2 separate regions of the Homo sapiens genome follow, and region 1 is linked to region 2. Evidence: chromatin contacts called from ENCODE Hi-C or POLR2A ChIA-PET data. All regions are on one chromosome and are shown on one strand. Each heading gives the region's core, a stretch centred on a gene start or an enhancer-like site at or near the end of the contact. The rest is flanking DNA. Distances are from core to core; before and after follow the strand shown.

Region 1 (6,660 bases), core at 2,892-5,391, 180 kb after region 2:
AGGGAGGATCTGAGAGACAGCTAGTTGTGGAAAGGTGAAAAGAAGGTGAATTTGTTTCTGAAGAACTGAACCAGAAAAATCAAGGAAGTAAAAACTCCAGTTGAAAACTCCAAACCCTGAGAAGAGAAGGCATGTCTCAGAATCCATTAGAAAAGGTCTCAGTGAGACCCCTACCAGGAAGACCCAGACACCCACAGCAGGGTTCTGTCATGCTTAACATTATTAGTCACTTAGATGAACGCAGAGAAGGAATGTTTGTCACATCTGCAGTCCATGCAAAGCCAAGTGTCACAGATGTCAGAATCAATAGACAAAATAGTCAAAATAGTCAGAAAGAAGAAAAGGAACCAACATGAAACTTATCAGGGATCAATGGAAAGTCCCTGTTTATTTTCAGAAAATCAATTACACAACTATAGAATTAGAATAACAACAGTAATGATATTAATAGCTACTATTTTGAAAGTCCTATAATCACTATGTGCCAGTTGCTTCACAGAAAAATTTATTTAAACCTTACAATAGCCCTACAACATTGGTACTGTTATTATTATCTTTATCTTACAGGTGAGGAAACCAAGGAGATTAGGCAATCTTGCCTAAAATCACACAAATCTTGATTTTTCTAATGGAAAAATGCCATACTCTTTAATCAATAAGATAACTGGGGAGACCCGATTTGACCACACTTGTGTCAAAGACCTTTTCTAGTTGTAAAAATGAGCAGGTATGTGTTTGTTTATGCTACAAAGAAAAATACACAAGCACAGATGATGAATCAATTGGGAGGTTATTAAAAACTAAACATTTCATTTTCAAGTTAGTTTTACTAATTTGAAAAGGGATATTTGCAAAGTGATTCAGGATTGTAAATTTTGAAATGTTCCCCTAGAAAGGTGAAATTTTTATGATCATAGGAATGTTTACTGTGGAACGATTGAAACCCAGCTCTAGCCAGGTTTCTGATCATAACTTTACCTTATACAATTAAGGGAAAATCATGGCTAGGAATCAACTAAAAGACCCTAAGTGTCTATGGACTCCTACTGACAGAGAAGCCTACTTTAGCAGGCCTCGGTGGGAGCAAAGACATGAGAATCTGTGCTCACACCTCTCTGTGGTCACAAGCAACTTAGCCATCTCACCTATCTCTATTCTTATACAGCAGAAACTCTCAAGGTGATGACCCATCCCCACTGGGTTCATCCAGAACATTCCCTTTCTTCTTCATTTTGAGAATTCCTTGTCTCCTTCCAATCCTGCATGCCCTCCTTTCCTTGGATGACTCTGCTTCCCCTCTCCTCCTAGTAATTCCTTCTGCTCCACTCTCTTTTCAGTCCTGGGAATATACTCCCTGGATCAAGGTCATTCCTTTCAGTCCTTTGGATGGACACTCACTGTCCTTCTATTTTTGTGGCTAAGAATTTGAGCAAATTCTCACCTAAGCCTAAGAGTATAAACATAACTGTCCACTTTTATGGTCATCTGGTGCCAAATAATTACATGGTTAATCAACCTTCAGAATTGATGTCAACCAGTCAGGACAGAGGACACAAATCACAGGAGGCAAGTATTTCATCTATTGACTCCTCACCATCCTATCTATCTAATTATGGAAAAGAGTTAAGATGGTGCTTCGAGCCCATTGAGTTTACAATTTCATTTCTTTGAAAAGTTCCACGTCAACAGTACATTTTACCACAACAGGATGATTCTATAAAGACAACTGAGTAATCAAGTGGAAAAAAAGTTACTTTTATGTAAGCAGATGAGTGTAGTGTATGATTATCCATGGTATAATTTTGGTTTTCTATCCCATAATCTATGGTTGTATATTGCCCATCAACTACTCTGTGATCAAGCTGGACTTTGTCCCAAAGGGAGGAATCATAAAATGATTTAAGTTCTAGCACCTTTACTTAAATTCCCACCTGGATTCCCTGAAAGAGAATGCATTTCTGTATAGTTCTACATTATGGAATATGTCTGAAAACAAAAAAAAAAAAACATTTGGAATCCTCCTGTTCATTCAGAGGAAGGTGCCTAGTTAGTTTCTTTGCCATGTCTTTCTGCCCTCTCTTTCCCTCTTCCTTCTCACTGCCATGTCCCAAGTCCAGGCCTACAACCCTGGATGCTTGGGTTACTTAAGCGCTCCTCCCTCCCACCAGATCCCTGCCTCCAGTGTCCCTCCCACTCCAACGCATCCTACCAGGCTCCTTTAAGCCTACTGTCATGACATTGCTAACAGCTAACAGCATAACCTGTTCTCCAACTCCCTATGGTCAGGGCACTCACCATCCTTTGCAACCTGGACCCACCTTATTTGTCCAATCATACCAGGACCTTCAGGTCCCACATTCCCTACTCTTTAGTTTCTGCTGGACAGAAAACTCTCCTCACTATCCCACAAATGGACCGTACTTGTGTTAAGCTTTGAGTGACAGCCTCTGTATTTCCTCCCTCCCAGCACATAACATGTTTCCTCCAATTCTCCAGTATTTTATAATTTTACCCACCTCTCAAAGCCTACCTCTTAAAAGTATCTTCTCTATGAAACCTCCTCCTGCTACTCTAAGTCTCTTCTTACATTCCTTCTGTCGCTTACAGCTTCCATTGTATCACCCCCGCCCCTCATGAGGGTGTAGCTATTTGAGACCAAGGGCAAGAATGAGGTGCCTTCTTGTCCCGTCAGTGCTGATCACACAGCAGCACTCAACAGCATGTTCTTGAAATGGTTGAACACAGCTGATGTTGCCTACTGATCCCAGATCATTGATGCATTTCACATTACCTTTTACCAAGCACCTCCTAGGCATAAGACCTGTATTCTACTGTGAAGGGTTGTCCCTCTGCCAATCCAGACTTTCTCTTAAATATTGTCTCAAAAGCTTCAATTCTCTGGCTCATTGTTATCTGTGATTACTTGTCTGCTACATGTGTCACATCACCCCCTGAACATTTGGCTAAGTTCTAATATGTAGTCAGAATAGAAAACACTCCCTGAACAGAGGGGAACATCACACACCGGGGCCTGTCAAGGTGGGGGACTAGGGGAGGGAGAGAATTAGGAGAAATACCTAATGTAGATGACAGGTCGATGGGTGCAGCAAACCACCATGGGATGTGTATACCTATGTAACAAACCTGCACCTTCTGCACATGTACCCCAGAACTTAAAAGTATAATAAAAAAAAAAAACTGTTAAAAAATGTGAAAAAAAAACTGCACTCCCAGAACTTTAAAAGTTCCAGTCTCTGAAAGCCATGATGCCATTACAATGAGACAAAAAGAAGACCTTCAAAAGCAAAATTTGGGGAAGTTGTCTTTTCCATAGCTCCTTGACTCACGCCCATGGGGCCGCTTCTGGTTTATTCTTTTTGAGAGGCTTGTTATGGATATTGTTACATTGACATGAGGGCATTGGAAAGACAGATCTAATCCCCCCAAACACACTTGTCATATACACCCACAAAATAAATGAGACAATAAAACAATGAATAACAAATGATTACAGCTATCCTTAAAATTAAATAGTAACCTGCAATAAAATGGGTGAGGACTCAGTTTAGAGAAACCCTTCCTTAGAAAAGTTGGTTGCATTCAGATTCTAAAAGTTGACCTTCAGTAGAATCTAAGCCCTTGGCATTTGTTTTATTATCTTTCCAGAGCTTTACACTTTATTGTAAGAGGCAGCTAAAGCAAGTCTCTCTTGTTCCTACACATTTCTTTAAGAACTCAGTTCACTTCCCTATAGCAAGTGCCACCCAATGCTTTCCCTAAAAGCTCAGTCCACTTCCCTATAGTAAGTGCCACCCACTGGAAACTAGCAAAGCATTCCAGGATTTCAGTATTTCTGAGATGCCATAAGAGCACTGGGGGGAAAAAAAGGAGATGAAGAAGGGTATTGGGTGGGGAAAATCTTACCTCAACTTCTGACTGGCGGGGACGGTTATTTTATTAAGCTTGTCCATTCTGTTTGGTAATTGTAAGAGACACGAATAACTGTCCAGTGGTCACGTCAGCAGTTCCTGGCCCTCCTAGGGAGCAGCATGGTAAGCCTCTGGTCTCAAGGGTTCCGGCCACTCAAGTCTGATTTCTGAGAGTGCAGGCTGCTGGCAAACACCCCTGCTCTAGGGAGAAGTAAAACTTGCCCGAGCACATAGTCAAGTTTCATGTTTCTACATAATCATGTGATCTGGATAGCCAGCCAGCTTGGTGATTACTCCACTTTGTGTAAACTTTAATAATGAAACCTATTGGGCAGGCAAATTTCTTTCCAGCTGCTTTCTTTTACAATCAGATTTGTAACCAGGTTAGGACAAGTTTCTGGCTGGTCACTACTTCCTGTTTGTCCCAAACACATATAGTCTGTTTCCAGCAGGTGCATGCTATAACTGGGAACTTCCTGGGCTCAAGGAAAAGCAGAGTAATCAAGTCCATCTGAACCTCTCTTGGAGACTTTCTGCTTATTTGCATAAAGTTATGGATAAGCTTTTTCTACTTATAGAACCATTATATAAAAATGGCATTTTTGTGCTTTTTCCTACCCCCCGATGCGGGCAATACGTTTAAAAATAAATATCAGGTTGTCAGTGGCATGGTGGTAACAGTTTACTCAGAGAATTAGAGTATCTCTTTTTCTGGAGCTCTATTTAAAATGGGATGGGCAATTCTCTGTTCATCTGGGGGTAGGGATGGATGACTCAGGAAAGGGGAGATGAACTCTATCGTCAGATGTGCAGCCTCCTTATTGCCTGATAGAGTCAGGAGTTACCTCGCCGATAGCCAGATGCTTTCAAACAAACCAGGATGTACCCAAAAGTCAGATGAGAACAAATCTAACAGTTTCACAACAATGCAATTCCTACATCAGGCCATTCTGAAGTCCTAAAAGCAGAATGCCATTCCCCTCCTTGCATTTGCCTCTTTCTGTCCTGTCCACCACTTGCTCATCACACCCAGTGACACGCCAGACACGAGGCCATCTCAAGGTCAGACAGGTGGGGTGAGGCTGGGAGGAGGGAGCCATACCTGTAGGGGCTGAACCTATTCAGAGAACTCTACTTCCCTCCTGGAAGACTTTATATTTCCTTCTGCCTAATCTGAAAAATGCTGATTTACCTGTTGTTTAAAGAGCAGCCCGCAGTCCAGGGTCAAGGAGGAAGAAAATGGGAGGGAAGTGACCTTTTGTACCTGGACACACTTTTCTGCAGCCATTGAGAATGCCCTGCTCACCCTTGTGGAATAAAGTACACGTTTCCAACATTTATCAAGGGAACCAGTCTTCTCCTGGGTCAGAATACACAGCAGGACAAAGTAAAGAGCTCTCAGTTACCTCTCCTGTTGCAGACCCAAGATCTGGCTGAAGACAGTGGGGAAAGAGGAGAAGACAGAAGAGGAGAAGGAGGTGGAGGAAGAGGAGGAGGAGGAGGAGGAAGAAGCGGAGGAGGAGGAGGAAGAAGAAGCGGAGGAGGAGGAGACAGAGGAGGAGGGGGAGAAGGAACAGCGGCAGTGGTAGAGGTGGAAACCGTGGATGGATTTCTTCCCTCCTGTGCCTCTTCTTTGCACAAATGGATGTTCTGTCTTTTTCCAGGTAACCTTGATTATTCACATTCATCACTGCCTATGAATTTCTGGTTTGACCAGATGTTTAGGAGCAGAATCTTCAGAGCTGTTGAAGGGTGGGGCCCTTCTGCTTGGCCAGGACACTGACTTGGCCAGGCCAGCAAGAGAGCAGACAATGTTGCATGAGAAAAATGCAAGTGCTTGTCTCCTGCCATCATTCATTTTCCCCAATCTGGCTGCTCAATTTTCTTGCAGTGCATCCTGAAGGAGCTCTAGACCCTGCCTCCTCCTCTCCCATAGTTCCTAACTGAAAGAAACAAGTAGACTAGGATGGTAAAGGCACATACAATGTCATCAAAGATCAGGAAATTCAGGCTTCACTGAATGAAATGATAATAGTCAGCTCGTTCTTTCTGAATTATTGTAAAATGCACCCCATAAGTCACTTGACTTTTCTCTCCACCAACAACTTTGCTCAACACCTGGCTGACAACTTCATATTTCCCCAGAGAAAAAGACCAGAGGCAAAGGTTACACTTCTGCTTTTTCTTTTTACAGCCACTGGTCTTTCTTCTTTTTACTGTATTTAGTCTAACATGATGAAAATGAGAGACTGTGTTTCCAGACTGGACATTTTACCCCATGTGAAATACAGTGTGACAGCCTAATGTTCCAGGCCTGCCACAACTGCTTTGGCTTCTAAGTTGCTCCATGACTAAATGAAAATTTTAAATTATTTGACTCTAATTTTGAAGTGGGGAAAACCTGTTTTTTTTTTTTTTTTTTTTTTTTTTTTTTGAGACGGAGTCTTGCTGTCACCCAGGCTGGAGTGCAGTGGCACGATCTTGACTCACTGCAAGCTCCGCCTCCTGAGTTCACACCATTCTCCTGCCTCAGCTTCCTGAGTAGCTGGGACTACAGGCACCCGCCACCATGCCTGGCTAATTTTTTGTATTTTTTAGTAGAGACAAGGTTTCACCGTGTTAGCCAGGATGGTCTCGATCTCCTGACCTCGTGATCCGCCCGCCTCGGCCTCCCAAAGTGCTGGGATTACAGATGTGAGCCACCACACCTGGCCGGGGAAAACCTTTTTAA
Region 2 (6,388 bases), core at 3,818-6,317:
CCTAGAGTTTAAATGAGATGCTTATAAATTCATCTTTGCTGTAGGTTAAGTAATGAGAGGGTTTTAAAATTTTGTTTCTGTTCCTCCTTGCAAGTGTCCCATGCCTGTTTTATTCTTTTTAGTCACTGAGATTATCTCCAAATGTCAAATTTTCAAATTAATCTGTATTTGATATAAATTCTTGAACATGTAGAAAAAGTAGGGAAAACAAAGTGAATATATCTTATGATTTCAGCCTAGGTGAATTCACATTTTGTTAGGGTGGGGGGTTTACTGTTATTCGTTTACAGGAAAACAGAAAGATGGAGAAAAACGGTGTGGAAATAATAAAAACTTTAAAGGAAAACAATTTTCAGGGTAGTACAAAACAATCCTTAGGTACTTAAAAAATTATTGAAAGAACATATTTGCTCCAAATTTAATGATATCACTTCTCCTTCAGTTCTTTAAACTTGAAATCTTTGATTAATAAGCATAAACTTCTGTGAAAACATCATAAAATGAATTACTTTTTTGGACTCATAAAATAATTTATTATAGGCCCTTGGCCTTATTCTCCTTTGGGTTTGGAGAACTCAGTAAAGTATACATTACAAAGTTTGTGCAAGGAAGTAAGTACTAACAGAAGTGAATACTATTCCCTCCTCATTACTGCACAGGCATAACTAAAGAATAAAAACTTTGTGTTTTCTGTAAAAAAGGACTCTGAGAAAAGGAAATTGATAGTGAAAATTCCAAGATGTTCATGGTCAATGTTCACTCAGTAATGAAGTGCTATCAAGTGGTACAGAGTTTTATTTTAGTGGCAGGAATTTTTGTAATTATGTAAATGATTTTACTCCTATATTTGGTCTTTAAAAATTGAATATACAGGCATATACCCTTTACAGAATTATGTAAGTAAAATTATAGCCATAATCACATTTAACAATTGAAACGATTTTTAACATCTGGATTATGAATATAAAATAATTTCTTGTATCTCATGTTTAGTTAAAACACTGTGTTATTTGAGGGTAACATTTTTTTTGTTAATTTTCCCAAATCCCTTCCTGATGATACCTCACACACTGGCTTTTCTGGCCACAGCACAAAACTCAGCTGATTATCTACAGAGAACAGTCTACAACTCTATAATTATTCCTGTGCCACCTTCCTGGTTCTAACCGAAAGTACAGACTATTAGACATCCATAATTACGGTTGGAATAATTTCTCCTGTTAACATTATTCTTACACTTGCCCACCCAAAAACTTGGAACACTTTTCTGCCCACTGACATAATTTCAATTATGACATAATTTCAATTGTAGTTTATTTTTATTGTTCATAACTCAGAAATATTCAATATTATTTGTATACTAGGAAAGATAGTATGCCTAATCACCTCCAGAATACTCACAAAAATTAAATAAGCTATCAAATCACATTTTTAAAACTTTTTTTACAATCAAGATTTCTAAAAATTAAATAATGTTCCTATACTTTGGCCACTTTAAAAATAAATCAGATTCTTTGTTGGAAAGTCTATAAGCCAGCATTTCAATTTTTACTATAACTCTTCGAGGAACAAAATATACCCCATACTTGATGACAATCAGCAATAATCAGCAGAAGAAAAGATATTTGGAAAGAAAGACAGTTTACAACAGTGAACTTCTGAATGCAAAAAATTTCAGTGCAAAATAGTTTTACACTATTAATACTATTGCAGTCATGTGCTACATAATGACATTTCACTGACGGTCCCATAAAGTTATAATATTTTTACTGTACCTTTTCTATGTCTAGACATGTTTACATATGCAAATACCATTGTGTTACAACCACCTATGGTATCCAGTACAGTAACATGCTATACAGGTTTGTAACCTAGGAGCAATACGCCATACCATACAGATATGTAGTAGCCCATACCATGTAGATTTATGTAAGTACACGCACAATAACAAAATCACCCAACACATTTCTCAGAATGTATCCCTGTCATTAAGCGATGCATGACTGTGTATTTTATGTCTAATTCAAGTCAAACACAATTTTTTAATATTGTATTTGTAATATGAAATGAAGACGTGGCAGGGCACAGTGGCTGATGCCTGTAATCCTAGAACTTTGGAAGCTGAGGCAGGCAGATGGCTTGAGCCCAGAAGTTCAAGACCAGCCTGGGAAATATGGTAAGACCCTGTCTCTACAAAAAAATTCAAAAATTAACTGGTGCGGTGGTGTGTGCCTGTAGTCCTAGCTACTTGGGAGGCTGAGGCGGGAGGATCACTTGAGCCTTGGAGGCAGAGGTTGCAGTGAGCCAAGATAGCGTCACTGCACTCCAGCATGAGCAACAGAGTGAGATTGTCTCAAACAAAGAAAAAAGAAATGAAGACTTGTTTACTTCATTGAGTAAATGATTACTGAACACTCACTATGTGCCAGGCATGTTCTCAATATGGGGGATTCACAGGTGATAAAGACAAACATAGTTTCTACTTTTCCATTATCATGAAGCCCAAATTTTTTAAAAATTTATTTTGCAGATGTCATCAAACGAAGTCTATGTGTTATCTTGAATCATTTACATTCAAAAATACTTAATCCTGCAATAAAATGTTAAAAAGTCACAGATGTTACAGAGTCAGGGTTGAAAAAGAGCTCATTAGTTCCAAGATGCACATTATTTTACATTTTGACATCTCTGAAATCAGTCACATCTTACAATGTAATCAGACTAGACGGCAATGGAGATGGAGTTGGCACTGCCGTGCATCAAAACTTCAAAACTCAGAATGAGCACTAGGGGCTTGGAAGAAAATCCCAGGTTTGATGGTAAAGGCACCATTTTAAGGAATTTTTTTTTTTTTTTTTGTGGTAGAGATGGGATATCGCTATGCTGACTGACCAGGCTGGTCTCAAACTCCTGGCCTCAAGCAATCCTCCCATCTGGGCCTCCCAAAGTGGTGGGATTACAGGCGTGAAGCACCACACCCAGCCTTAAGGATTTCTGATGATTCAAGATTCAATAAAACATAATAGTTCAAAGTTTTCATTTATTATAGGTGAGGAAAATGAAATTCAGAGTGGTCACACAACTTGCCCTAGTTTACAAAGCTGGACAGGTAGAATAGAGTCCAGGTCTGTTTTCTACAGTCATTCACTCTTCTACCAGTGTTCAGTTATATGGAGGAAAAGGGTGTCATACAAAACAAGTAGGTAAGAAGATGGCTCTAAGTTACAAAGACGGATTTGTAACTTAATCCGTCCTTGCCTCAGTTTCTCCATCTATTAAAACAGGGATTTAACAAACCTAACTCACAGTACTGCTGTAAGCATTAAATAAAATATGTCTAGCAATTATCACAAAGATTGGCATATGGTAAATACTCCATAAATGTCAACTACTTGAGATCAAACTTTACATTTATTATACACTAAGTCAAGCCCACATATAGTTGTCTAAAGCGCTTGAAAACTAAATAAACTGGTCAAGTGTTTGAAGTGATAAATACAATGAAAATTTCCACCTTAACAATGTTTTGTCCAGGTACTATGCCAAGAACCCAATAGACCTACCTGCAAGAAACCATACAAAAAGCAAGATTCCAGGCTGGCATGACGATCAAATTATGTACTTCAATGCGTGTGAATGCATTTATAAGCACAGTCTCAATACATAAATAAGGAACAAAATATTTAAAATGTATAAACAGATCATTTCTCTTTGCTTTCTTTAAAATACTATATCAGAATCACCTGAGGAACTTGATAACAATTTTTTTAAAAACTATTATAACTACGTATATTAAGCCTTGTTAAAACCACAAGTTTTAGAGGTTTAAGCCTTACTAGGTCAGCTCTTCTGATTTTGAGAGTTTAAGTGAAAATTTAAATTATAACACAGTATGTGGAGTAAACCTGCTTCAAATATTAGTTTCTACATTATTGTTTCTATAAAAATAGTAATCTTCTGTATTTTAATATCAACTCATCACATATTAAATATTTCAGTCAAATCAAAATTTCATTTGAAATCTTCAATCTAAAAAATACACAGTTAAGCGCTTAAAAAGTAATTTTAACCACTAGGAAATGTTAATGATTAACTCACATTTGTTTCTGTTTCACTCCATGACAAAGTCTATAGGACACCCTGCAGAGAGGAAAACTCACATTAATATACCCATAATTTTACTTTCAGAAGCTTCTGGTAATCAAAGACTTATTATGAGGTGTCTTCATGTTACCACTGCGCAGTAGCAAACTTAAAATATTCTAAAGATTAATCTATTTTCTCATTTTTTTAATGCTTTTGTTAAAATCTCAACAAGTACTAACATGTTATCTAAATTTAAACCTTAAAACAATAACACGACCCAATATGTGAACTCTGCCTATTAATTCTAAAACTTTTAATAATAGTTTGCTTATGTTTGAGACTTAAAACAATAACATACTGCACTACACCCATCTTAGATATTTTCTAGGATCAAAGTCTATCTGGAGCAGGGCAAGCTGTGGTTGAGGGTGGTTGGGTCAGCAGGTAAGAGCCTTATGACCAGCTCTAAACGCCTCCACGGTGAGGAGCACCTCGAGCTAACAGACCAAGCACCAAAGGGTGGAACAGCTCAAGGTTGCATTTAGGAGACTCCAGCCTCGGCCGCCCGTGACTCCTCGACGAGCCCCACCTCTCTCGGTTCCAGCATCCGGCCCGCCCCTTCCTCCCAGGCTACCACAGTATCGCCCGCCGAGCTCCCGGGCTGCGGGAAATGACGGAAACAAAAACTTGGTACACAAAGAAGGGCTAGGTCAGAAGTGAGGTCCCACCCTGGCAAGAAGGGCGACTTTTCTAGAAAAACTTAGCGGCAAGTTAACGGGAAGCGCGGCGACACAGTTCCTACGATTGTGGGGGGCACTCTGCCGCCAGGCAGTCTCATCCTTTGTCCTTTGAGAGGCCTCCTTGAAGCCGAAGGCTCTTAAGTGTCCCTGGGCAACCCTTGACTCGATCTCCATTACGGGCCCTCACTGACAGCAGCCATGACAGTTGCTTCCGGATATATTGAATCGCCGCGGCCAGAGTCTCCCGGAAGTGACGCAACGCGGAGGGATCCGCGTTCGGCAGTGGGAGACCGAAGCGAAGTGGTTCCCGGAAGCGGCTGCAGCTGGGCTGCTGGTGGCGGGGCGGGGGTAGAGTGGGGAGAGAGGTTGTGGGTCTTACAACCAACCAACCCCAACACGTTTTACGTGTTAGGCAGGCATTGTGCTGAACACCTCATTGGCAAGCCATTTAATCCCTTCCTTACAATCCCAGCAGTCAGAAATGTATCACTTACATTTTATATATGGGGAAACTAAGGTTAAGAGAGGGCAAGTAAATTTGTCCGAGATCGTATAGCTGGTACTTGGTGAACGTGGTCTAACCCAGACACCGCGTTCTCCCTGGTGACTCCATTTTGTAAAACCAGAGCTGTTGGCGCATGGCATCCTCGTAAGCCCCTTTAAGTTAGGCACTCTGTTGCCCAGAGAGGGGCCAACTTGTAGCCAGTATGCTCTTTATGGTGAACACAAGGCCCACGTGTGTGCCTGGGTCCCCTTGGCTGAACCTCGGATTTCAATTGGTTTCTGACACCTTGCCTTTGCAGCATTCTCCGTCTGCAGCGCTGGTTACCTGAGGAAACTGTCAATGATTGCTAGGCTCTGGGGAACATTTTAGCTCCGTTTAGGCCCTTTTAAATCCAGGACTAAGACAGTTGGAGGCCTCTCACCATCACCAGATACTCTAGCTGGCCTTAACAGAGGGCCAAGGACCATAATCTTGGACTTTCCACCAGACCAAGTGTTTGTTTGGCTTCTGTTTCTTTAGAATATGACTGAAAACCAATCTGTAGTTTGTTTAGTCTTCTTTCTGCATTGACCAGTACTCACATAATAAAGTGGGACTAGCCACTAAGGCTATGTTTTTGTAAAAACAAATTATGCCTAGAAAAACACAAGAAATACATCAAAATTAACAGTGATAGTGTTTGAATAGAGAGTGATTTTATTTTTTTCTCTCTGCTTTCTCTTTTGCATATCTGCTATAAAACCCTTTTAAAATAGAAAAATAAGCAAACTGGCTATGGTAAAAACATTTTTAATTGCCTGCTGTTATAATGACGGCAAAGGCATGTTGTCACATTTTGATAAATGACCGTCCTTGATACAAATCACGTAGAGAAATCCTGTTTGACTAGAAAAGCATTGGATTTTTGTGAGTCAGTGTATTCTCAAAATTTTCGATATTTTGTTTTGGTTCTATAATCCTCACAGGAAAAGTAAAAAAGCAAATTGATGTTTTTCACACACTTTCGTATGAGAGTATGCTACCACCAAAAGTCTTCCCTAAAACAAAGTTGCAGGGG

What was found. A loop is a pair of places that touch in the nucleus more often than their neighbours do. ChIA-PET counts read pairs that join two places held with the same protein, here RNA polymerase II (POLR2A). Pooled maps may share reads with other maps.
Region 1: a map with no recorded cell type shows a loop between it and region 2 (7-fold over the local background). The contact joins the promoter of BLNK here to the promoter of ENTPD1-AS1 in region 2. A Hi-C loop is called at or near these places in 1 of 37 single-sample maps with no recorded cell type and 4 of 50 pooled maps. POLR2A ChIA-PET finds 5 or more read pairs at or near these places in 2 of 52 experiments (GM12878 and activated naive CD4-positive, alpha-beta T cell).

Annotation. Positions count from the first base shown.
Region 1 is chr10:96,267,428-96,274,087 of GRCh38, forward strand. It overlaps BLNK (B cell linker), which reads right to left and starts at 4,142. Exons shown (of 17, transcript NM_013314.4): 1 at 3,925-4,142. The coding sequence starts at 3,971. RefSeq lists enhancers at 1-647, 2,888-3,007, 3,038-3,087, 5,197-5,296, 5,783-5,832 and 1 more.
Region 2 is chr10:96,085,168-96,091,555 of GRCh38, forward strand. ENTPD1-AS1 (ENTPD1 antisense RNA 1) reads right to left here and starts at 5,068. Exons shown (of 6, transcript NR_038444.1): 1 at 4,815-5,068; 2 at 4,099-4,140. RefSeq lists enhancers at 4,788-5,157, 5,168-5,217.